3 separate regions of the Mus musculus genome follow, and all the other regions are linked to region 1. A link is a loop called in an ENCODE intact Hi-C map of the cell type or tissue named here. Cell type or tissue: left cerebral cortex. All regions are shown on one strand.

What was found. Hi-C counts contacts between places; a loop is a spot of excess contacts. Peaks named below come from ENCODE experiments on the same cell type or tissue, not always from the same donor. Only the 100,000 strongest peaks of a DNase experiment are listed, where the experiment ranks them.
Region 2: a loop joins it to region 1, with 4 times the contacts of the local background. A loop is called at or near these places in 2 of 42 quality-filtered maps.
Region 3: a loop joins it to region 1, with 2.6 times the contacts of the local background. A loop is called at or near these places in 5 of 42 quality-filtered maps.

Annotation. Positions count from the first base shown.
Region 1 is chr14:21,845,473-21,853,472 of GRCm38, forward strand. It overlaps Vdac2 (voltage-dependent anion channel 2), which reads left to right. Exons shown (of 10, transcript NM_011695.2): 10 at 1-407. It overlaps Comtd1 (catechol-O-methyltransferase domain containing 1), which reads right to left and starts at 3,438. Exons shown (of 7, transcript NM_026965.2): 1 at 3,307-3,438; 2 at 3,069-3,196; 3 at 2,738-2,843; 4 at 2,530-2,648; 5 at 2,401-2,455; 6 at 2,142-2,275; 7 at 389-1,955. The coding sequence starts at 3,400. The coding sequence ends at 1,803. A430057M04Rik (RIKEN cDNA A430057M04 gene) reads left to right here and starts at 2,106. Exons shown (of 3, transcript NM_176925.3): 1 at 2,106-3,607; 2 at 4,162-4,265. The coding sequence starts at 3,399. In left cerebral cortex, a CTCF peak has its summit at 3,572; DNase peaks (open chromatin) are centred at 1,962, 2,156, 3,528 and 6,670; H3K4me3 peaks cover 1,581 bases; H3K27ac peaks cover 1,766 bases.
Region 2 is chr14:23,042,220-23,050,219 of GRCm38, forward strand. All of the region lies in intron 6 of Lrmda (leucine rich melanocyte differentiation associated), which reads left to right. All of the region lies in intron 2 of Gm10248 (predicted gene 10248), which reads right to left. Among named protein-coding and RNA genes, the nearest start is that of Gm10248, 48 kb to the right of the region's middle. In left cerebral cortex, a CTCF peak has its summit at 4,361 (motif pointing left); a DNase peak (open chromatin) is centred at 4,356.
Region 3 is chr14:21,496,195-21,504,194 of GRCm38, forward strand. Kat6b (K(lysine) acetyltransferase 6B) reads left to right here and starts at 3,591. Exons shown (of 17, transcript NM_017479.3): 1 at 3,591-3,766. In left cerebral cortex, CTCF peaks have their summits at 3,054 (motif pointing right), 4,799 and 5,029; DNase peaks (open chromatin) are centred at 820, 2,830, 3,101, 3,727 and 2 more places; H3K4me3 peaks cover 2,944 bases; H3K27ac peaks cover 2,672 bases.

The sequences.
Region 1 (8,000 bases):
AAATGTGCTACCCACCAATGATGAAATAGACGTTTATGAAAACCGTGCCATGGTGTGCATGTTTGTTTTATGTTCCTTTTAACATTGACTATTGTACTGAATGAGATGGATCAGTGGCTGTTTTAAGATGAGGTAAAAGATTTTTTTTTGTTATATTCACCCATCATTAGAATTACTTTGGTAACCCCAAACATGACAAATTATGAATAAAACAAGTGTACATAACTAATGGCTCACGTATGTGCAGTTACAGATTGCCAGCCTAGGGTCTAATCTTCTTGGCAAATACTTTTTTCTGGTGAGCATTTTGCTCTTTACCTAAACCTGTGCAACCAAATTCCTTGTGTCCCTAGCATAATCCACGAGGTCTTTGAGATTACAATAAAATACAAGGATACATACTTTAATACTCTGCAGTTTCTAAGTTTGTGCAAAGTTAGAGTGAATCACTGTTAACCCATGGATGATGAAGGGAGATGCAGGGGTGGTGCTGAGTGGCTAAATAGGCATGCATCCCCTTCCTTCTGAGCCACGCTACAGAAAGTGGAGCCTGGGTAGATGGAAGCAACAGGCCAAGAGAGGAGAAAGTGGGCACCATTCTCTTCTATTGACAGCGTTGAAAAGCTGAGCTGGGGTCTGGACCAGGCAGCCCCCTTCGCCATCACCTGGGTGATATGTATTACCTAGTGATCCTGGTTGGAAAAGTAGGACCGTGCCAGCTTCCCTGGGGAGGTGGTGTGTCACAGGTGAGAGGTGAGTGTCACTTCTGAGGTGTAGTTTAAACTTGAGAGGACAGCTAAGAAAATGGGTACTTTGGGACTTACCCAATAGAAATGGTGCATGTTACTGCCCTGTGACCCTCAGCTAACAAGTGTTCTTCATGCTGGCTCTGCTGAGCGAGTGGACTCATGTGGGCTACCAGTGCATCAAAGGCACTTCAAAATGGATTGGACCAGGTCCCCTGTGTGCACCTCAGTATGTACTTGTGACTTGTGAAGAAGGGGTAGGGCACAGCTAGTCCCCAGAGGGTTGGTGGTGTGTGGCAGGGACTCAGTTGTGGGCTCACACATCTGTACTTGTAGCAGCTGCTAAGTGCACATCACTTGGGCCTTTCTTACCCCAGAGTGGCAAACCTGTGGTGTCCCAGAAACTGTCCTTTCTGCCTCAGTACAAAGAACTTTACCTTTCTTCTAGAGCAGCAAAGCACCAGGCCTCAGGTCAATAAAGGTTGGCTCCTTATAGTGTCCCCCAAAAGGACAGTGCTGCAAAAGCTTCAAGTTCCTGAGGTTTCTTGAATGAGGTTGGCTTCCCACTCTGTCTGCTTTGCACCTTGGCCATCAGTCTCCTCCCTTAGGACTTAAGGGGATGAGGGAGCAGATAGAAATGCCAGCCAACCTTAGGTCCTGTAGTCTGGGCTTCCACTGCACACAAGTTAGGCTGGGGAGGCTTCAGCCCTGTGAAAACATGAGTAGACTGCCAGCTATAAAAGGCCCTATCTCGACATCTCTGTGGCATGTGGCTGGGAGGCCAGAGACAGATAGGGTCTTCCCTTATATCCAAGCCTGTTGGAACTCTACTCAGTGAGTACAGCTAGGACAATTTATTAAAACTATGCGGTCAGATAAGGCCACAAGCCTTGGTGCCAGGGAGACCTGCAGGGAGGGAACCCTCCACCAAGTGAACGCTGGAAGAGGATGCTCAGAAGGTCGCGTGTCCAGTACCTTTATTGTCAGGTTTAAAAGTCAGGTCACTGGCTGGGGGTCTTAGGTTCTCACACCCAGGCCCTAAGCTTCGTGTTAACCCTAGATCTTAAAGGCCAAGGAGAGGCCATCATCCAGGGGCAGGAGGCTGATGTAGACCCTGGCGTCCCTCAGGATGCGTTCGTTCAGGTTCCGCACACATTCAACAGTCTTGTTCCTGGGCTGAGGCTGCAGCACTTCTCCGCGCCACAGGACCTACAGATGGAGGGGCGGGGCCGTCGGAAGTGGGGGGTAGCCGACCCAGAGCTTTAGCCAGGAGGGGCGGGACCTATGATACTCTGGGTGGGCTTTGGGGCGGGGCTGGGGGGTGGGGTGGGAAGAGCTGAGAAGAGTGGGTACCCAGCCACAAGAAGCAGCAGTTTTGCCTTAGCTAGTCCTTACTCTGAGTACAGCGAGCACGCCTCCGGGACGTAGGAGCTGCAGACAGCGCTCGTAGTAGGCGGTACAGTTCTCTTTGTCCGCGTCCACCACGGCTATGTCGAAGGTTCCGGCCTCGCCCGCCGCTAGGAGCTCATCTTAACAGGGACAGAGGGCATGTGCCGCTGGCTGAGCTAGGGTCTCAGCGGGCTGCTCAGGGTCGCCAGTTTTGTTCCCCGGGGTTGGACAGTGCTGTCTGGGTCCCTCCCGCACTGGTGCTCACCCAATGTCTGCAGGGCGGGCTGCAGCCGAAGGTCGATCTTCTGCTCCACTTCTGCCTGCGGAAGGAGGCCGGTCAGGCCGGCACGCCCCCGAGCCGGAGCCCGAACGGCCGCAGGTGTGGGGCTCTCACCTGCTTCCACATGGGCCGTCCCAGCTTCGGGGGCTCTGCGTCAACCTCGCAGGTCACCACGCGGCCAGCCTCCGGAAGCGCCAAGGCTAGGGCCAGGGCCGAGTAGCCCGTGAAAGTACCTGTGGAAGGGGACACTGTCAAGCTCAGTTCAGGGTGCAGGGCTGCCCTGTGACCCTGGTTTCCAGAGACCATGGCTGCGTGTTCCTACCCAGATCCAGAGCTTTCTTGGCCTTAATGAGCCGCGCCAGGTTGGCCAGAAGCTGGGCCTGTTCACAGGTCATCATGGAATCCCCCTGCGGCTGCTCCAGGGTCAGCTGTGTGGGGAGAGGGAGGTGCCATTCATACCAGTCACCCCCCCCACCTCCCCCCTGAGGTTTTGAATCATTCAGGGGCTCGGTGGCGGGTGTGGCCTAGAGGGGACAGGTCTCAGGGAACCCGGAAGCCCAGAGAGGGTTTCTGCCTAGCTCAAGGTCACACAGCCACGTGAGGTCCACCACGCTGGAAGTGGGGAGCCGGTTCTCGGTCCCAGTCCTACTGACCAGTCGCAGGCTCCGCAGCGCCGGGTGCTCTCTCATGGAGCGGCTCAGCAGATACTGCCACAGGGGATTGTCCTCAGGTGGCAGCAGGCGCTCTTGCCGCCTGGACCCCCATGGAGGCCACCGTTTCCCTGCCGGGGAGAGGGTGCCGAGTCAGGGCCTGCATTTCTGACCGGGTTCTCCGGCTCTTCTCCGCGCCCTCCTCCCATTCCCCGGACTGCAGCAGCCCAGCCCAGCTCACCCAGCAAGAGACCAGTAGCGAAGGCGGCGCCCAGCGCGGCCGAGCCCAGGGCCAGTGCGGCTGGGATAGATAGCCGAGGGACGGGCTGAGCCATGGTGCAGGTTAGCAGCGGCGGCGGAGGTCACGTGTGCTGGAGTAGCGAGGATGGGACTGGGACCAGTAAGCCGACAGGGCTCCACCTTGTCCGGGCCCTGCCCACAGAGCCGCGTCCTCGGGCACCATCTGGTGACACATGGCCGTATTGCAAGGTCAGGCTGAGAACATCTCGCCACCCGGTGGCTGCATGCGGAACTGCGTCGGGGTATGGAGTCATCTCTGCACCAGGGCTCTTGTGAGCATGGGGAGAGGGGATAAAGTGAGTGTGGCTAATGGAGGAATCCAAAGAGACTCGGGAATGCTTGCTGGAGGGGTGCCCAAGTTAAAGGAACCAAGAACCTGGTTTAGAGTCACCTGGTTTCCAAGACAGTATCCTTAGTGGCTGGGATGCTGGGTGTAGCTTTTTTGTGTGACGGTCCGTCTTTCCGAGTCTGTTTCTTTTCTGTAAAGCAGGTATTACAGCCTTACTACGATAGGCACGGGATTCCTCGCATAGTAGGTGCTCAATAGTGGTACTTGCTGTTATGGTCATTGGCTAGAGAGGGTTCCTTGGGAAGCGGTAGCATCTTGGCAGGCAGCAGCTGAGTTCCCCTTGCAAGGCTATCTGCTAGACCGGTGTTCCCTAGACATTTATTGAATATCTACTATATGCTGAACTCTGGTGGAAGCAAAAGACTGTGGTAGTTTATGACTTGGAAACAACTGGACAGGTACAACTGGAATGCAGTTCAAGTGTTACTGTCCCTCTTTTTTCTACAGTGAAATCCTTTCTAGACTTCGCTCACAGGAGACTCTGCTGACCTGCCCTCAGGGACCTAGCAATTGCTTAAGGCATCACCTGCCCCGCCCCCCACGTACGACAGGTATGTGCCACAGATAAAAAGACCCCCACCCCACTCCAGTCCTTTGGCCCCCTTCCCCCCTCCCCTGGCTTCATTCCCATCTGTCTGTCTACATAGCCACTTGCCAGCCTCTAGTCCTCTTCTCCCAGTAAACCCCCTTTATACCAGAACTGTTGCACAGTGTAATTTCTCAGGGGTGCACCTTGCCTCGGGCCACCAAGAATACTGTCTTGCAGAGTTATATTTCACAACACTCACTGCACACAACACCCGATGGAGTTCCGGTTGAAAACACCCGCACAGTGTGCCTCACACACAGGCTTAGTAGGCTATTGGTGCTGTCTTTAAGAGCTGGAGTCCACAGGGCCTCAGAGGTGGTTGCCCTGGAAGTCTGTTTCTTAACAACACTGGCCAGGCCCGGAGACCCTCCGGAGGCAGGCAGACAGGTGCAGGATCAGTGAGAGAGCCCTAGACCTGGCCAACTGAAGCCAATGCTGCTAGAATCCCGGGCCTCGGAGGTGAGGGCAGGTCTCCAATCACAATCAGGGTAGACTGGCTTCTTGACCTATCAGCATCTGTGCAGGGTGCAGGCAAACAGGAGGGGAACCTACTTTCTCTAGGGGCAGGGCGGGATCTCAGCTGCTTCTCCTAACTGCTCCTGGAACAGGCCCCTTAGACAAGCTCTTTCTTCTTGTTGACTCTCAATGACTTGAGAGTCCTGAAAATATCTCTGAGTTTGAGTCATGCTCTCCAGGTAAGGCCCGAAGAAATGTGAGTTCCTTTAGGGCTGAGCACACAGCAGGCACTAAATACGTGCTGGCGGGGCCACACTGCGGCCAGTGATAACAACGGGGCCACACTGCGGCCAGTGATAACAACGTGACAACCGGAAGCTGTTACTTAGCACCTGCTGGGTACCAGGTGCTCAACACCCAGCCATCCCTTGAAGCAGCGGTGTTGTTCCAATTTTCAAGAGAAGGAAAGTCCTGAATTGATCATCTCTCCGAGCTCACTGCCTAGCGCCTTGCCCTCCTAAATTTCCACCGTCTTTATCAGTACCTCCCTGGGACGCACACAGAGGGAAGAGGCAGCCGTGTCCCCGCTAGGCCTCTTCAGCGGGCTTGTGGCACCGAGTCCTTGTCCTTAGCCGGAGCCCTCTTCCCCATATCTGGGGACCGGGATGGCTTGCAAGTTCTCAGTGCATCTCACAGCCTTCCTCCTGCAACCTGGCTCCAGGCAGGAGCGGTGGAGGTGGGGGAAGCGGGCGAGGAGGGAGCCATGTCACCATATATCCCAGTCAGATTAAAAAACTAATTTGAAAAGATTAATGCCTTCCATTCCTGTTACGCTGGCTCTGATACCTCTGGGCCTGTGGCCGCTCTGCCTCCTGATTATTGAATTTTTATGGCCTGGTAATTAATTGCAGATTCCCTGTTTTGTTCTATTTCTTTTTCTCTGACATTTTAATTTCAACAGAAAGCACTGGTCTCTATGCAGATTCTCTCTGGAGACCCTAATGGTCTATAAAACAGAATGACTTATTCACGTGGCACCCACTTCAGCTGGCGAGCGATTGTTTGAAACCTTGCTGATCACGCAAAATTTAATTTTCCCACCTCCCTCTCCTTTTGGTCTTCATCTCTTGTCTCTTCCTATGCAGGGACAGTGCCTCTCGATCTTTTGCAGGGCCTTGTTGTAGGAGGCTGAGTCTAAAGTCAAGGCAGGGTTTGATCCCTTTCTTTGGCAGTGGGTTCGGAACTGGGTGCATGCAGATAAATGGGCATGTCTGGCCAAATTGGGTCATAGCTGTTCATAGACACAGGGCTGGGACAGACCCTTGTGCTTCTGCCCCATGCCTTCCGAATTCTGCTTCTTCCAGCCCTGCTGACATCAGGTGGGCTTGTCTCCTTCAGAGCCAGCGCCCTACCCCGCAGTAGCCTGGCTAGGACAGGGCACCAAGTGAAGGCAGAAGGTTCAATTGAACCGGAGGACTGGGAACTTGTGTCTCCAGGAGCCAGGCTGGTGAGACAAGTCAGGGGAGGGCGATAGGGCCCCATGGGGGCTGTCACTACAGTGCTCATGTTCCACCAGAGGATACCGGAGCCACTCAGTACTCACTGCGAGATAGAAAGATGGCCCAGTGTGGCCGGGGCTTCTGGGTCTTTGTTTGAATTCTTACAAACATCTGGGTTTGTTGTTTTAAACATTGTCAGTCAACCTATTTGAACTGTGACTGATTCAGCTCACAGGGGCTCCTACTCATTCCTAGTGCAAAGAGAAGTCACAGCGCGAAGTAGAATCCCTCAGGGTTGCTGGCTTCCCGTCCCTCTGTGGCCCCCAGGAACCTTCTTCGTCCCTCTGGGCCCTCCAGGGCCCTTTCCATATTTGGTTAGTTTCCCTTTATCCTGGGCTGTGAAGATATTCTTGGGTGGATTCCCAGGGCGTCCTGCCCCTGTTTCTCAGAGAAGCTTGCAGCTTGGCTTCCCCATGTCCGGGCCGGGACTGCCAGATTCTGAAGGGAAAGTTGGGAAAGTAACGCATCTTAATTTGAGGCTTTGGGAGGTCAGGCTGAGCCTCTGGGGAACCCTAGTGGACTGAGGAGGGAGGTAGACCATAGAACGGGTTTCTTGGGTTCCTCAAATTGACCGGGGAGGAACCCAGCAACTGGGGCACCTTCTGTGCTTGGATACTGGGCAGCTGGCACTGGCAACACCCAAAGTGCTTCAGTTTCCTCCTCGTTTGAGAGGCCAGATAGGGAAGCAGTAACGGACTCCAGAGTTAGATAGACCTAGGTTCAACTGTGGGACCCCAGTGACCCCAGCCTGCCTGAGCTCAGAACCTCTCAGATGGATAAAATGGGATTGTGACGGTTTGGCTCTTAGAGCTGCCTGTGTTTGGGGATACTGAAGGTGGAGCTTAGTTACAGAAAGCTGGGTCATTGTGGGTGTGGCAAGGAAGCGAATATTGGGACCCACCTTTCCTTCTGTTTCTGCTTCCCATTCTTCACGAAGTAAACAGCCTGTGGCAACTCCCCCTGCCACCACGAGGCACAGGGCCAGCATGTCCACACACAGCACCTTGCTGAATGACTATGGACCCAGAACTCTGAAATCTGACCCCCTTTCAAGATGGCCTCTCCCTGTATATCCCAGGCTATCCTTGATCTTCTGTTCTTCTCACCTTAGACTCTCAAGTGTCGGAATTACAGGGTCCATCACCATGCTGCTTTCGCTAACTTGGTTTTTTACATGTATTGTCACTGACTGCCGTGGGTATGGCGTTTTCTATTGCTGTATTATGAATATCCACAAACCCAGTAGCTTAAAAATACCAGTGCATGGACCTGAGTCTGTGAGGGAAGGAACCCTTGTGAGGTCAGCACTGTATACTCAGGATCTCCCGAGGATGGCAGTTCTCAGAGTGAGGGGGGCCTCTCCTCTAAGCGCGGGAGTTGTCTGCACAACTCACGTCCTTCTTTTGAGAGTTATCCACCTTGGAGGCCAGTCATGGCGTCTTCTGATGCCTCTGATTTCTCTGCCTTCTCCTTTGCTTCCAGGGACTCATGTGAAGTCTTCGTTATCTCCCCGTTTTCAGGTGAGCTGGCTAGGAACTTTAGCATCTTTTGCCGGTTAAGATAATGATCCAAAGAGTAACATCGACGGTAGAAGCCTTGGGGTCAGATTTTTGCCTGGCCCAAACTCCAGGCTTCCCCGAATGGTTATAAGGAGGCTGGCCTCCCCTTGCCTCTTTCCTCCA
Region 2 (8,000 bases), 1.2 Mb after region 1:
TGACGTCATAATGTTCCCCGGGAAAACCTTCACATGCGCTTCTCAGCCCCATCTGTTGCCAGTCAGCCATCATATCTAACTGCTTCCACTAAGGCTCCATTATGTGCCAACATCTGTGAGAGAGACTATTGTGTTAGAGGTCCATGAGGGACATTTATGATCCAAACCACAGCAAGATGGGCAGCAGTGAGAATCTGGAGGTCCCTAATACACTCGCCATTAACTTCTCTCCCTGCCCTGAATGACTCTTCCCTGTTATCACCATTACTGCCATGTCTAAAACCATCTTCATTGTCCCAAAATCCAAGTTGATTGAAAAACCTGGTCTTCCTTCTCTTTTCACCCATCTTGATCTATCATCAATCCCAGAAATCTTCTGCTGAGACCTAGGGTATAGGATACAGCCACTACAGCTTGTTTAGCAATGACCTTGAGGCTCGGAATACTGGTTTCAGAGGAGGGACTGGCTTTACACACTTTCTAATGCAATAACTCTAGAAAATCTCTGCATTCTAAGGTGGGTGGGCAGCTTCCCCTGGAGCCCCGTCACTTTAGATACTTTTCACTTATGGAACATTCTGTCTTGTTTTGCCCTATCTTCCCTCTATGGCTGTCCCCATTACTTATTCAAACCAATTTTTAATTGCATAGCATTGTTGGAGGCCGACCAAAAGTTACATCATCTTCCTGGGGTCATGTGGGCTTCAAAGGCAAGAAGAGAAATGGCTCAGGAACACCCCTTCCCTACCCCAGCACCACAGAACATCATGGTGACAGCCTCACTTCTCCTGTCTGCCCCACCTCCTCCATTACAAGTCTTTCTTCTCCTCAACTAACCACTGGTGCACAGGGAGTGTAATATCCACAGTCTTGGCCCTCAATTACCGTAATGGCTTATAATGAGATTTTGGCCAAGTAGCAGGTAGCTGGTTATTGCTTCCTGCTCAGCGTGGGCAATGTCTATGCTGTTAATTTGTGTTACTGAATGTGGCTCAGAGCTGGGCATCAAACTGTCAGAGCCAGATGTATTCTATTAGGCTATACTGGACAATAGGCAATCTTTGTTTTTCCAGTATGGAGGCATGTTAACTTACCACAGGGTGAATCCAGACAAATAAGAGTCAAACTAAAACAAGGGGGTGATATCTTAAGTCATCAAAGTAGTACATTCCAGGGACAGATAACACCTGGCATCACCTACTGTCACTACTGTTTCTCTGCCTGGGACTGCTCCATTGACAGGCAAAAAACAAAACAAAACAAAATAAAACCTTCGTAAGATTGCTGGGGAGACTGGTAACTTCATTAAGTTTTAATGAGGCTAACCCTAATGAAGGCCTTTCTAATGTACTTTGTATTTACTAGGCTTTCATCTTGAGCAAGAAATAGGGTCCAGAAAGTTTCTAGTGCTCTTGTGTGCTTCTTTGTCTTGATGTACACACATGTGTGCATGTATATATACACACATACATAAAAGCATGTGTCAAGAAGGTGGAGGATGGGTAGTTGAAGACATTCAGGAGTACAGTTTGTTAGTGTCCAAGTATTGTGATTCTGCAACAGTAGACTTTTGGACACACACTTTTGGACAGAGAGAGCTAGAGGCAGGGGTGGGAGAAAGAAGAAAGGAAGGAATGAAGAAGGGGGGAGGGGTGGGTAAGAGGAAGGGAGAGACAGACAATGTAAATTTCATTCAATTAGATCAAATATCAACAGATCCTCTTTGTTTTTCTTTGAGAGAGGCAATTTTGACTACCCTAGAACTAAGAAAGATTATGATATCATCTATGGAGAACCAGTTCACTTGGATTTTAATGGAGGGCAGACGGAGTTTGGGTCAGTGTGCTCAGGGAGGAAGCCCTTTAGGGGCTTGAATTACAACAATCTCAGTTGTTACTACATTTGCTTAATTTCGTCTGAGAGTTCCATCCTGCCCCTCCCTGACCTCTTTTCTAAAAACCTGGGTTTATTTTCAATAACTCCTTGGATAAATTTCAGCCCAAGGAAGCACACAGAACTGTAGAGAAAGCCCTGCCTCCACCTTTTGATGCTAGCCCTCGATGAGAACAGATCTGAAACCAAAATGTGAATGTCTTCTTAAGAGCACAGCCAGCACCCCTGTTCACACTCTGCCAGGAAACCCCACTTCTCAGGTGTGTTCATAGAGGGGCCTGGCAGCTTGGAGGAGGAGCAAAGATATCTGGAAAGCTGTTTTCCCAATTCCCCCTGCTCTGTACTTCATAAATCATGTTTTACAGGCTCACCCCCAGTCCTACCCCATTCTCTGCTTTCTTCTCCTGTTAATGCAATCAGCATGCCACTAAAATAAAACCCCAAAATGGGAGAAAGCTTGAATGTCCAAATATTGTGCATCTTTTTTTTTTTCTTATTTCAGTGCTGAAGTTTGAACTAAGGGCCTGATACTGTGCTAGACAAGAGCTGTCCCTCGCTTCAGTCAGTCATTACTTATCTGTTTTAGGTGCCATTTGTTTTCTGGCTGCTCTTGGGAAGCAAATAAAACTTCTATTTACTAGAGTGCAATACAGTAAGATCTTCAACTAGCCAGATTCTTTGTGTCTCTAACTTTAAATATGAATAAAAATGAGGGCATTTACTTTACCAAAGAAAAGGGCAGGGTGGGGAGGGGCCTTTAGGTTGTTCTAGAACAGACTTTCTTAAAGATCATTCTGCAACATTATCTGGGAATTTTCCAAAAGAAACAAATTTCTCGTCCCAGACTCAGACCCACTAAATTGGAAGTTTTGGGGATGGTCCCCATGGAGAGAAAGTCAAGGAGAACCAGTTCCTAGGGAGAGGACACCCAACTCTTTGGCATGTCAAATGTATGGGCTCCGAAGCACCCTTAGGCCATTGTGCTCAGTCCACAAATATCAACTTAGATATGGGGAGACGTCTCAGTGGGAAGCAAACCTGAGGAGTCATGTTCCATCTCTTAAGACAAGCATGCGTGATAAAGCCAGGCATATTGCTATGTACTTATCACCCCAGCCTAGAGAGTCCTGGAAACCCACTGTAGCTGAATGGGTAATCTGTAACCCCCCCCCAAAAGGCTGTCTTAAAAGATAGAATAAATTGAAAAAATGACAGATGAGGCTGCCTTCTGACTTCCATCACCAGTCTATACAAATTATTTGTTGAACACCTAAGATGTAGCTTGGGCTTGGTGGTGTGTGTGTGAATCTGCTGTCTGAACCCTTCTGAAGTCTGTGCAGAGGAAGGATGCTGTGTTTCTGAGTAGCATTCACTTCTCCCACCCCCACCCCCACCCCCATCTTACTTCCTGATTGTGTCATCCTCACTGGTAACCCTCAACTGCAGCCACTCTGGCAAATCTAGTGAGACTGTTGCTTTTATGGGTGAGAGAGAACTCAAAGTTTCCACTTAATCATGAGATAATAATCTAATTAATTAACTGGGCCCCACCTTTCCTTTGTGGCTGCTTTGTCACACGACTGTTACATTGAGAGAATGCCTAGAAAGAGGGCAGGAGCCCTGTCCTGCTTGCTAGGGCTTCTGCTGCACTCTGCGCTGTGTTACTTGGGGTGGAGGGAGAAGAACCAAGTAACTGGTTTTTGTCATCTTGGGTTGAATCCTCTCAATTATTTTCATTCCATGTGATTTTAGTTTAGAATGCCATTTCCTGGACTTTAAAACCAGGTTGGGCTTAATATCTGTGGAAGCTGCACATACCAATGTCTCTTAGAGTATGGGAGGTCACTCGGTTGCTGTTCTCAGTGTGAGTGATGACTCTGGACTAGATATTCTGAGAAGGGACGGAAGACACTCATTGGGTTTTAAGCAAGAAAAACCTGCCTTTAAAAAAGCAGCAGCCATGATTTCTGTGTATTGACCCAATGGTCACTTGAGTCAAAAAATAAAAATAACTTAAAATATGCTCCCAGAGAATGGTAACTCCACGCCAATGGATGTCACTTTTCTTTGGGGGAGTGCCCATGGTACAAGTGCTTTTTGTTTCCTTTTTCTAAGAGAGGATCTGTTTTTATTGGTTTGCATGCTTCTTTATATTTGTGCAGGTAGTATTTAAAAACAAAAAACAAATCCAAAACCAAAGCCCTGAGCTAAAACTAACCATGGCTGGTAAGGAAGACTAGTCCCCTGAAACGGAGGCAGAAGGAACCTAAATGTGTCATAGAGAGGGGGGCCTTTGGTAGCCTCAGTCCCAGATAGCCTTCAGCTCAGATTGGGTAAACATGACATATTGATCATTACAGAACGTGTAATTGGTGACCACAAGCACAGTGTGGCTTTAATGGCCTTCCCTGAATAGTTGCCCTTATTTATTTAAAGAAAGCCGTGGCTGTTTCCTAACTGCATGCTGCCCTCTAGTGGCTACGATTCTGACTTCAAAAGATGAAGTGGAAAGGATAAATACAGAGATATTGGGAGTGGTGGAGGGGGTGTGATTGTGTCTCTGTCTCTGTCTCCCTTCCTTCCTCCCTCTACTTTTCTTTCACCCCTCTACTTCTCTCTCCCTTTCCCTCTCTTTCCCCCTTCTTCCCCTCTGTACTTTCCTCACACACACCCTCTGGCCCCTGTCTCCTTTCTGAAAGATTTCTTCGTTCTCTTGAAACAGAAACATGAAGTCTTCCCACATGAGCACTGTCCATTTTGAATGACAGCCAGGGTGAGATCCATCCAGGAGCTGCTGGAAAGGCACCTGATGAACTACACTTGATTTGCATCCCATCTTAGCGTGCACCTTGGAATCTAGCCCTTCTCACATCCATTATGCCCCTCTTGCTGGCCCACTCTACAGCTCCTTTTGCCCTCCGTGAAGAAGCAGCAAAGGATGAGCCAGTGTCCTGTTGGTGGTGATCTTTGAAGTTCTCGGGAGGCCCTTGTGCCTGTGAAGAAGACTGAACAAATAAATAATACACCTGAAAAATAAGCTATAAAAGCAGAACTTAGCATTATGTGTCTGACTAAAGAGTTCAGGGAAGGACAAAGTAATGCTAACAGCTGGGCGTAAGTAAACTGCTCTTTCGGACATCAGGAAGAAGGGTGTTCTCTGCTCTCATTTTTTATTTGGGACAGAACAGAACTGACAATGCAAAGGCAAATAAGTAAACAAACAAAGCTTGGCCCAGCAAGATTTACAAACTTATTTCTGAAGAGGGAGGGGACTTGTTCAAGCAAGGAAAGTAGATTTGGTCTCTTATTTCTACCATATCTCATTCTGATCAAAATTCTGTGAGTGGAGGTGAGAGATAGATGCTGGCTCCGAGGGTCTTTCATAGAGGGCCTGCTCATATTGCAAACAAATTGGAAAGGACATGTGAGCAAAGGCCCAGTGGCTCTCCTAACTAGGATTCTTAGTGGATACATGTTCTGTGATGGTTCAGAAGGTCTGGAGTATCTTTCACCTGGCCATGATATCCGTGGGCTCAAGGAGAGACAGCAGGGATGGTGCCTGGGCGTCTGATCAATGGACAAGGATGTCTAAAACTTGCATACACAAAGGGAAAACTGGTCTTGCTATGTAGAAAAAGTGTGTGTTTGTGTGTGTGTGTGTGTGTGTGTCCTCCTGTCCTCCCTTTCCTAACTCCTTTTCCTCCTAAGATGACAAGCCTCATTTCAACTGCCCTGGGAGCCCAGAGCATATTTCCTACAGACTCTGCTTTATGACATGTCAACCTGTCTGCTCACTCTCACCCTGAGTTGTCCAGCCTCCCTGGTCTGGAGGCAAGGATGCTTGCCCGTCACAGTCACCTCACTACAGTTAGAGCCTTTCCCCCTGGTGTTGTGCTTCCTTCAGATACAGGGTGAGGCCTGACATGGCCCAGCATCCGGCTGAGCAGGCTTCACAATCTAGACTCTCAAGGGATAGTTATGAACCACCCTTCAGGCCATCTCAGTGTTTGAGCACTGAGGCCAAGCACACATTTCTCTAAGTTTAATCTGAGAGGCTCTTTGTCTGCATCCTAACCTTTGAATTAATGGCCATATTGTGAGATCTGACTCTGTGTTCACTGTGTTTACAGAAAGCATCCTGTCATAACCCCATAACTTGAATCTTGTTTTACATCTAGAATGTCCACATTGGGCTCCAGGTGCTAAGAAACAAATAAAAGCTGTCCTTTAATTTATGATAAGCATTGCCAGTAGAAATAATCAGCCCGAGGAAGAACTGGCATCAATGGAACCTTGAATCTAATATGATTTGTCATAGATAAAAACACTGACCCGCGATTTACATCCCAAGATCTCGAATTCATAGGGTGGGATTAACCTTGGTAGAAATAATGAAAAAAATAAAATGAAATCAGCCAGAGATAAACATGGTAAAATGTGACCAAACTTTCCCAGACAGCTCAACCTCTCCTGCTGTAATTCAACAACACACAAATTTACTCTGGGAAATGGGGCTCTTACCACTAAATGATGGCAGAAAAGATAAGACGTCACTGGACTATATTCATAGTTTGCAAAAGCCGGTAGAGGAATATTACATGGGAATGAAGTCATACTCTTCTGAAAGTAGAAAGGAGAATATTAAGAACAGAAAATATTTGACTTGGTATTTAAGAAGCAAGTAAGGAGTTAAACTGTCAAAACAGAACTGTGCATAACTGGCACCTTCTCAAAGGAAAATTACCAGGCAAGTTTACACATGTTAGCACATGTAAGCCAGAAGCCAAAAATATCCTGCAGGCGAAGATGGCAGCATTCAGTGACCACCCCAACACAGTGGCAGAGTCTAGAATAAGCATCCCCTGGTGCTTCTCATTTGTATAATACTGGATGGCGTGTGTGGAGGTGGGTAGCCAAAAGCAAGGACAATGTCCAGTGCATCCTCCCCAGACATGGGAAGGAGAGCCAGCAAGTGTCCTTGCAGCCGTGGTACCCACACATCTTCAACTGAAAATGCTGACTACAAACCCAGATATCTGCCTCAAGTCTTAGCCTACTAGTTTGGGAAGGAGGGAAGGGTCACCCATTCCTTTTTGTCTGTCCCCTGGATCAAGTAGAAAGCTTGTTTGAATTCTAAGCTGGGATTCAGAGGCCAGTGGAAGACAGTATGTCTAGGCATGAAGGAAAGGCATGAACTTTCTTCTAGAAAAAAACTGCTACCAAGGATCCTTTCCCCTAGTTTTTTTTTTTTTTTAATCTCTCTTCCTGTCACTTTGCCTTGCTTATACTGAACTGTGTGCAGGTCCTATATGCCTGTCAGCCCTGCTAACTACCTCTTAGATCCTCAGGGGAGCCAGTAACATGTCATGTGGCTGAGGTCGAGGTAAACTGTAAGGTCAACTGTAAACTGCAGGCGTTTCTTCCTTTCCTAGGTACCATTTGACTCTTATGCAACAAAAGCCCAGGCCCATGGGGAATGGGAGCGTTCCTTCTGGTCCATGCCGTTTACATCTCTGAGAGTCAGAGAGCATTCACTTTCCTTTTGCTGTAGTCTTGAGGGGAAGGTATTGAGAATGAAAATGCCATCGGCATTGAAGAACAGAAACCCTAGCCCTTCCCACCCTGCCTCTCCTTTATTAAGGCAGAGATTTAAGCTGCCTACTTTTTTTAATGTTTGAAATGTAAGAAGGTCATATCAGAGGTTTAAGATAAAAGGGTACAGGGCTGGTGAGATGGCTCAGTGGGTAAGAGTACCCGACTGCTCTTGCAAAGGTACGGAGTTCAAATCCCAGCAACCACATGGTGGCTCACAACCATCTGTAACAAGATCTGATGCCCTCTTCTAGTGTGTCTGAAGACAGCTACAGTGTACTTACATATAATAAATAAATAAATCTTTAAAAAAAAAAGATAAAAGGGTACAGAACCAAAATTTCCAAATTTGAAAGGATCTGTTTAAAATGTTTATGCAGAGGTATATGTTCATGTATGTGTATGAATATGTATGTGTAAATTCTTAAATGTATTTAGCAGATTGCCATTGCCTAACCTCATCTGTACCACACCCTGTTAGGACTGGGTATTGGAAGTGGAGGAGGAAGGATATA
Region 3 (8,000 bases), 350 kb before region 1:
TTTGCATGCTCTTATGCTCATGTGAGGGTGTTGGCTCCCCTGGAACTGTTGTTAGATAGTTGTAAGCTGCTATGTGTGTGCTAGGGACTGAACTTGGGTCCTCTAAAGAGCAGATAGTACTCTCTGTAGTCCTGAGCTAATGCTTTCTAAGGGCCTAATAACTAAAGGTACATAGAATTCCTCACAGCCTCGGTCCTGGATAAGAAAGTTCAAGGTCTTTATGTCTGCTGCTTCCTTACCCACTTTCCCCCAAATCAGTGTGAGTGTACCTGGAACTTTTTTTTTGTTTTTTGAGACAGGGTTTCTCTGTGTAGCCCTGGCTGTCATGGAACTCACTTTGTAGACCAGGCTGGCCTCTTCTTATCTGACTTGTCTTAGAGCAAGTAAACAAGCCCCAAAGATCAAAACTCCTGTAGTTCCCTTTGGCTCCTTCCCCACCTACTCTGCCCTTTTTTTGTTTTGTTGTTGTTAAAGCTCAAGGACACATGGGTCACACCTCGGAATCATTCCAGTCCTAATTCTGGCTAAGAAAATCATGGAATTATTTCTGTTGAGGGGGAAGAATTCAGCCTAGGCTAACAGTTCTCAAATTCAAAAAACTGAGAATTTCAATACAAGTCTTGAGCTAACAGTTGTAGATCTGGCAACCCATTCCAGAGCTACTGAATCAGAAGGTGGGTTGGGCCAAGGATGCTATCTGGGAAGCATCCCAGATCATTCCGATTCCAGTGATCTGTGGACTGCACTAAACAGCACAAATAGCTGTCAATAGTTCTGGCAGAGGCTAGCTGTTTTCCGGTGGTGGTGAACAGGTGAGATAAGATGCTGGTTTATGATGGTGCAGAATGTGTGCTATGCTTGGTTTTCAATTCTCGCTATTCCTAGGTTAACTTAATTGAGCTATTTCACTCAGCAGAGACTTGAGATACCACAGATAAGAAAGAGGTTTAAGAGGGAGCAGTGAGTATCTATCTGGCTGCGTCTCTGTTATCCTCTCAGTCCTACTTATCTGAAGAGGCAGATTTATCAAAGGACAAGTAACCCTCCAGGGGAATAGCAGTGGGAAAACTGTTCCCCTTTCTTGCCACACCCGTTGGATAATTTTGTTAGGAAAAGACATTACACTATATTTCTGCTTTCCGAGTTTTCTACATCAACAAAGATTTAGACAAATGTCAATCTATTTTTTTGCTGTCTCCCTTGCTCTCAGGGTGGCTGGGGCTTGAACCATGAGCATTAAGCAAGTTCTTTAAAGAGTCTGATTACTGTGATGCTCTGGAAATTCTTGTGCACAGTGAGCCCAAGGGCCTGGGTTTCATCCTTAGCACTGTGACAGCTCTAAGTGTCAGGCCTTCCTTTTAGTGGCAAAAGGGATGAGTGAAGGCTGGCCATCGTAGACTTGACTTACTGGTTTTAGTTGCATCTTTAACATACTTGGTTCGAATATAGAGATCTAGAGTTTTAAACCTTGTTTTTAAGACATGGTTTATTTTATTGCTCCAGATAAAATGCAGTCTGAGGGTTGGGCGTGGTGGTTTACTATCTGAAATTCTATCAATTGGGAGACTGGGTAGGAGGACTGCTGTGAGTTTGAGGCCAAATGGTCTACAGAGCAAGACCTTGTCTCAAGAAAATAAATGTCACCCCAAGGGACCAAAATGTAACTTAAAAAATAAAGTGCATCTGGGCAGACTATCAGAAATGCAACAAAGCAAAACAGAAGGGCTAATGAGTCAGCCAGTATCCTTAAATTTACTTTGTAACTTCTTGGAGAAAATTCCTACCTAGCATGTGTATTATGGGGGGAAAAGCACACCTTATAAATGCCCTTCTTGGAAACAATCTAAATGAACAGGACTGAGTTATGGACTAATGGCTTGTGAAAACTCTCCTTGAGCAAGTTATTGAAGATCCTAACTGAAACAGACAGGAAGAGACTTAGAAAACCCAACGAGGGTGGGGTTGGGGGCGGCATTTGCTTCATCAGTAATGTAATTCAAAAGTTGCCAAGCCGATCAGTGGCTGAGTTTACCTTGTTTCGTTTCCTTGGGCTGAGTCTGAGAGTGTCCGGATTTAACCTAAAGAGGTTTGTGTTTTAAAAACTAACAACCAAGTAATAAAACACCTATAAAAGAGGTTTATAATGGAACTGGTGACAGTTCTGAGTGTAGTGTTACAAGTCTTCTGCTCTCCCCTCTTTTTTTTTTTTTAATCTGCTCTCCCCTCTTTTTTTTTTAATCTTTCATTCACCTCTGCCTTTTGTCCTGGCTTCTTCCTCACCTTGCTGCCAAGCTCAGAAGCAGAGGAAGCTCGCACACCAGAGTAGCCTTTGTGCATTTCTGTCTGCATGTGACAGGGCTGCTGCTGCTGCTAAGATAAGAACTGAGATTATTGGGTCTAACAAAGTACCTACATAGTTGAACAGTAGTTTCTAACGGGGAGTTGAACTCTGCTGCAGGAGTGGCAGTGGCATGAAAATGAGTCATTCAGGGCAGGGAGACTGAAATTCCTGCTCTTTGACATCCTACATCTCCTCATCAGGGGCCCCAAGAACGTCCTGATTCAAGGACAGAACTTCAGGCAACAGGTGGTTTTTCACCCCGGCCACCACACGGGGAAACTTGGCTTTCCCAGGGACATAGGTTTGTTTCCCTTCTTCCCAAAGGTCTGGGAAGAGAAACTGTTCAAACTCTGTTAGGAGGAGCCTTTTCTCAAGTCTACCTTTCTCATACTCTCAAGTATCTCTTACCAGCATCCCACCCAACTCTGGGAAGAGCAGGACGTTTTCTCCAGAGTCCGGAGGGCGCTGCAAGGCATGTGGGCACCTTTAGAGTAGCCTTGCCTGGGCGGCCAGAGGATCCCCCAGCCTCCCTCGTATGGGCCTCAGGAACTCCGGGGGCCCAGGGGAAGCCTGGAAAACCGAACTTCGCCATCAGCTTTCCTTACAGCGCTGGTTGGAGACGAGGGAAGGGCCCCCCAGCGGTCGCCCCCCGCCCAACCCCAATGTTATCCAGCTGCACAGTCCAGGAAGCACCCAGAACGCAGCTCCGAGCTCGCCAGCCTCTCCCGCAGGCCGGGAGAGGGCATCCTGAGGGGCAGCTTCCCTCTCCAGCCTGCGTCTGACATCCCCACTCCCACCCGAGGATGCCTGTCCGCAGTCGCTGAATGTCACTGCTCCCTCTTCCTCCTGATCAGGGTAGAGACAGCTCCTGAGGCATCCCCCACCCCAAAACTGCCGCGGTCGCCCGAGGGTACAAGACCCGGGAGAAGGACGAAGTTTGGGGCCCACGGCGGCGGGAGGGGGGGCGCGTTTAAGAAGACCGCACCTCAGTCCCAGACCTGGCGGACACACTCCCCACCCCAAAACAGCCCAGGCGTCCCCATCCTTTCGGACACCGGCATCCCCGCCCTCCCCTGAGGGCGGTGAGCGGAGCCCCCCGGGGCGGAGGCAGGTACCCCCGGGGCGGAGACTGGGGCGGGCGGGGTCCGGGCTGCGCCCCCGGCCGGGCCAGGCGGGCTAGCGGGCGGCGCGGGGGGAGCGGGGCTGGGCGGCGCTGCCTCGGGCTCTGTGCGCTGCAGCCCGGAGCCGAGGAGGAGGAGGCGGAGGAGGAGAAGGAGGCGGCGGCGGTGGGTCCCGGGCGGGGGGAGCGCGGCGCTGCGGACCCGGGCGGCTGGCAAAGGACGAGGCGGAGGCTGAGGAAGGCAGCGGGGAGACCCGGTCTGCAGCAACAAAGGGCAGCAAGCGATTGGCCGGGCTGGAGGCGAGGTTAGCCGGGGACCGGGGTGGCCGGAGGCAGCGGCGAATAGTGCACGTGCTTGCAGACACGGGCGAGTGCGGAGCCGGGGGTGCACACCCGGTGGGTAGGGGGCTTGCTCCCCCTCCGTATGGGATGGCGAAGAGGCTGCAGTGAGATCGTTCCGCCTGCACCCGGCCTGAGGCTGGCAGGGTAGGGGGTATGTGAAGGGGGTAGGGTGCAAGCCAGGGGGCGGGCGAGTAGTCGCCCGGGACAGGACAGGAGAGAGGGTGGAGGAGGGGGCTGGATGGAACGCTCCGGGCGGCGCGCCCGTCCGCGCGCTCCTCGGCGGGAGCAGGCGACTGAGAACCTCGAATTTTAACTTCGCGTGCCCGCCCGCGCGCGCCCGCCTGCGCCCACCCCTAAATCCTGCGGCCGCCGCCAGCGATCAGCTCTCACACAAACTTTAGCTGCGGGCTAGGGGCTTTGGGGTTGAGTGGGGGAGGGGAGAGGAAAAAAGGCTTCTGATTGGCGTCGTGTACAGCCAATAAGGCCAAGCGCCTCTCCTGCGCCTAGATCCAATCCATTTCTAGAGGTAGAGGGGGCGGGTAGGTGGAAGTAGAGGTGGCGCGGTGTCTGTGAGAGAGAAAAAGGGCTGGACCAATAGGTGCCCGGAAAAGGCGGGCCCCGCGGTCTGTTGATTGGTACTGGCAGTCGACCCTCCCTCGGGGTGGTGCCGGAGGTGGGGGGGGGGAAATGATGGGTCGAGAGGTGTGTCTATGTGGAGGCGAGATGACCGGCAGGAACTTGCCCCAATGGGGGGCAGAGTGTTTAGCGAGCGGGTGACGGACAGACCCGTAGGCCAACGGTTGGCCCTAAGTGTTCGTGCTCTCGTCCAATGGAACGGCGCCGGGGCGGGGCCGCGTCTTGGGTTTAATGAGACTCCATTGGGCTGTAATCAGTGTCATGTCGGATTCATGTCAACGACAACAACAGGGGGACACAAAATGGCGGCGGCTTAGCTCCTACCCCTGGCGGCGGCGGCAGCGGTGGCGGGCGCTACGGCACCTCCTCCAGGCGGCAGCCGTAGCTTCTTTCTCAGGCAGATTCAGCGCCCCCGGCAGGCGCGGTGGTGGTGGCGCGCGGCCAGGTCTGTCACCCACCCCGCGCGTTCCCAGGGGGAGGAGACTAGGCGGGCGGGGGACCGACGGGGGGGTGGCCTGGGACCCTCGACGCCCCTCCCACAGGCCCCTGCGCGAGGGTCACCGCGGGGCCGCTCGGGGTCAGGCTGCCCCTGAGCGTGACGGTAGGGGGCGGGGGAGAGGAGGGAGGAGGAATAAGCTCCGCCCCTGGCCGAGCCTACGGGGCAAGGGGCGGGGCTCAGGAATGGAAGGGCGGGGCAAAGTCGGGAGGGGCGGGGCAGAGGGATTCTAAGGCTTGGGCTGGGAGGGGATTTCTGTGCAAGAGTGAACTGGTAGGATGGATGGAGGGGTCGGACGAGGGCGTGGGCAAGATTAAAAGAACGGGAGATGAGATGGGAAACGGGAGGTGTAGAAACAGGTGTAGAAGGGGGTGTAGGGAGGGGCGAAATTTTGGTGGAAGTGGGAAGGGTACCTAGGACTGTGTGAGGGCTGGTGAAGTGCTGCAGACTGGCGAGATTGCCGTTAACTGGGGACACACTAAGGATGAATTTGGGTGTGGTAAATGAGAGAGTATTGCTGAGTTGGTGTTGGTTCGTCTTGGGGATGGGTTCATGAGGCGGGTACAGTTTCTTTGGTGGAAGAATCAGGCTGAATCCTCATGTTGGCATAGGATAGTGGTTTGCTGGCCCATGGTAAATGAAACATTAAGAAAACAGAAGGAAGGATGGATTAGTTAAGTTTGGGAGATTTTCTAAGGTAGCAGAAGAGACTTTAATGAGCAGGGAATGGAGAGAGGCTGCTTGTAATTTGCAGCAGTATATTAGAACATCTCATCAGGACAGGTGATTCAAAGTTAGGGGAAGGCTGTGGCTGTGAACGAGGGCAGCACTGAGCAATAGGTCTGGGTGCTATAATTTGATGGACTGTGCCCCCAGTCTTCATTGAGCCAAGAAAGGTTATGGAGACTTTAATTTTGATGGCTGGGGTTGTTTGGAGTAAACTTCAAGCCTAGTCTTGAAGGTGTGGCAGGAACAGGGAGAGCATAGAGTGTCCCTAGGAAGAGACATGGATGCTTGCTACCTTGGGCAAGAACATTTGGTATTTTTGAGTTTGGTAGGACTTTGGTTTGGGCACAGTGCAGGGAGTAATGGGACCTGGCAGGGTAAAGGCAGAAGAAGGGCAAATTAGTGACCTGCACCATGGAGGAGTTTGAACAATTGCAGTTGGGAGAAAGAATGTTCATGTGAGAGTAGTGGAAGTTATGAAGGAGCAGTGATAAGGAATTACAGTTGTCAGCAATAGCTAGAGACCCAGTGAACTTGGGGTGGAGATACCAGGAAATTCAAGGGAAAGAGTATGCACAGATTTGTATGGGCAAGAGGTAGAAGTAGCGCATGGGACTTTAGTTGTGTTAGTTCTTTGTACTCCAGTAGTGTGTGCTTGTGCACACACATACATGCAGATGTATGCAAACACATTTTGTGCATTTGATGCATACAAGTGTGCACATCCAGAGGCCAGGGCACGACATAGAATGTCTTCCTCTATCTCTCCCTGCCATATTGCCTTGACATAAAGTCTCTTACGAAGTGGTAGTTGGCCATTTTTGCTAGGCTGGCCGGTCTGCTGTCGAGCTCCTGGAGGCTGCCTGTCTTCACCTGCTCTTGCTGGGACTCCAGGCAGTCTAAACCACGCTCAGCGTTCACCTGGGTGCTGGAGATCCAAACGCAGGACCTCCTGCTTTCCATGCTGTGCCCGCCAAGCCCTCTATCTCTCCAGCCCCAGCGAAGTGGGTGTTTGTAGAAAGTACATTCTTCCTCATACTAGTATACCCTTCATTTCCTGATGCAACTCTAAAATACACTTGACTGCTTGCTTATTAGAAATTTATTATACATGTAGCAGAGTGAATGTGAGCTGTTGTTTTTAAGGAGTAATGGGTAAGGAGCCTGTAATCCTTGGTCATCTTTGGCTTTTGAGGTCAGCCTAGGTAGTAGTTAAAACCCTGTGTTTAAGTAAGCGAAGAAAAACTGAGGAAGGAAAGTTTTAACTTAAAGGAAGAATTTAGGTGACAGGGTCAGCTGAACTTTGACCTTTCGGCTGTACCTGGGCCTCTGGGTGGATGCTGATGATTGTGTTGTGTTAAGGACTAATGAACTACTTGTGGAAACAGGTGGACGCTATCAGAGGTAAGACCTGTGAATAGAAAGTAAACAGGATGGGTGAAGCAGATATGACACTTATTTATCTATTTATTTATAGACAGGGCTTCTTTCTCAGTAGCTTTACAGTCCTGAACAGTCTGACCAACTCACAGAGATTGATTGCCTCTTCCTCCTCAATGCTGGGATTAAAGGTGTGTGCCACCACCGCTGGGCTCTAACAAATGATTATAACATTACTTTTTTCTTTTTTAACAGTTATTGAGTGTGTGTGCGTGCATATGCTCGTGTGTGTATATGTTCATGTGTGTGCTTGTATGAATGCCCACACACATGTGCACTGGTGCAACTTTGGAGTTCTGATTTCTTCACCACGTGGGTTCCAAGGTATCAAACTCAGATTTATCACTAAGTGCATTTACTTATGTGAGCCCTGTCACTGCACCTTTCTTAGACATTTCATTTCCCTGTTAGAAAAGTTTTAACCAAGTGTCTGGCTTGTAGTTTCTAAGCTAGTTTTGTGAGTAATTGGCCTTTGATTTCCACATACAGAGCAATAGCTACATTTGTATCTAGAAAAGTCAGTTGGTTTGGGGAGACGTAGGAAGGTGGGTTGTAGTAAGAATAGTAAACTTTCGATAGAAGATTTAGGGCAGAGGGACATAATTTTCATGGTCTCTTCTGTTGTTGCTGAGTATTTTAGTTGTTTTTGGTTTGCTTGAAGCATCTCAACATACATATCGTGATGCACATGTGTACACATTTCTTGAACGTAGAGTTGCATTGTTGGTTTATAGGCAGGGCCGCCTCATGCTCTGCTCTATATCTGTTGTCTCAGCATAATCAACCTTTTTGGCTTTGAATGAAGAGCTGTGTGGTTACCCTTGCTAGAGCACTAGAGTGTGTATTTGTCGTACTGCTCACTGGTTAAACTTTCCCAAGAACACTCGCTCCTATTGCTT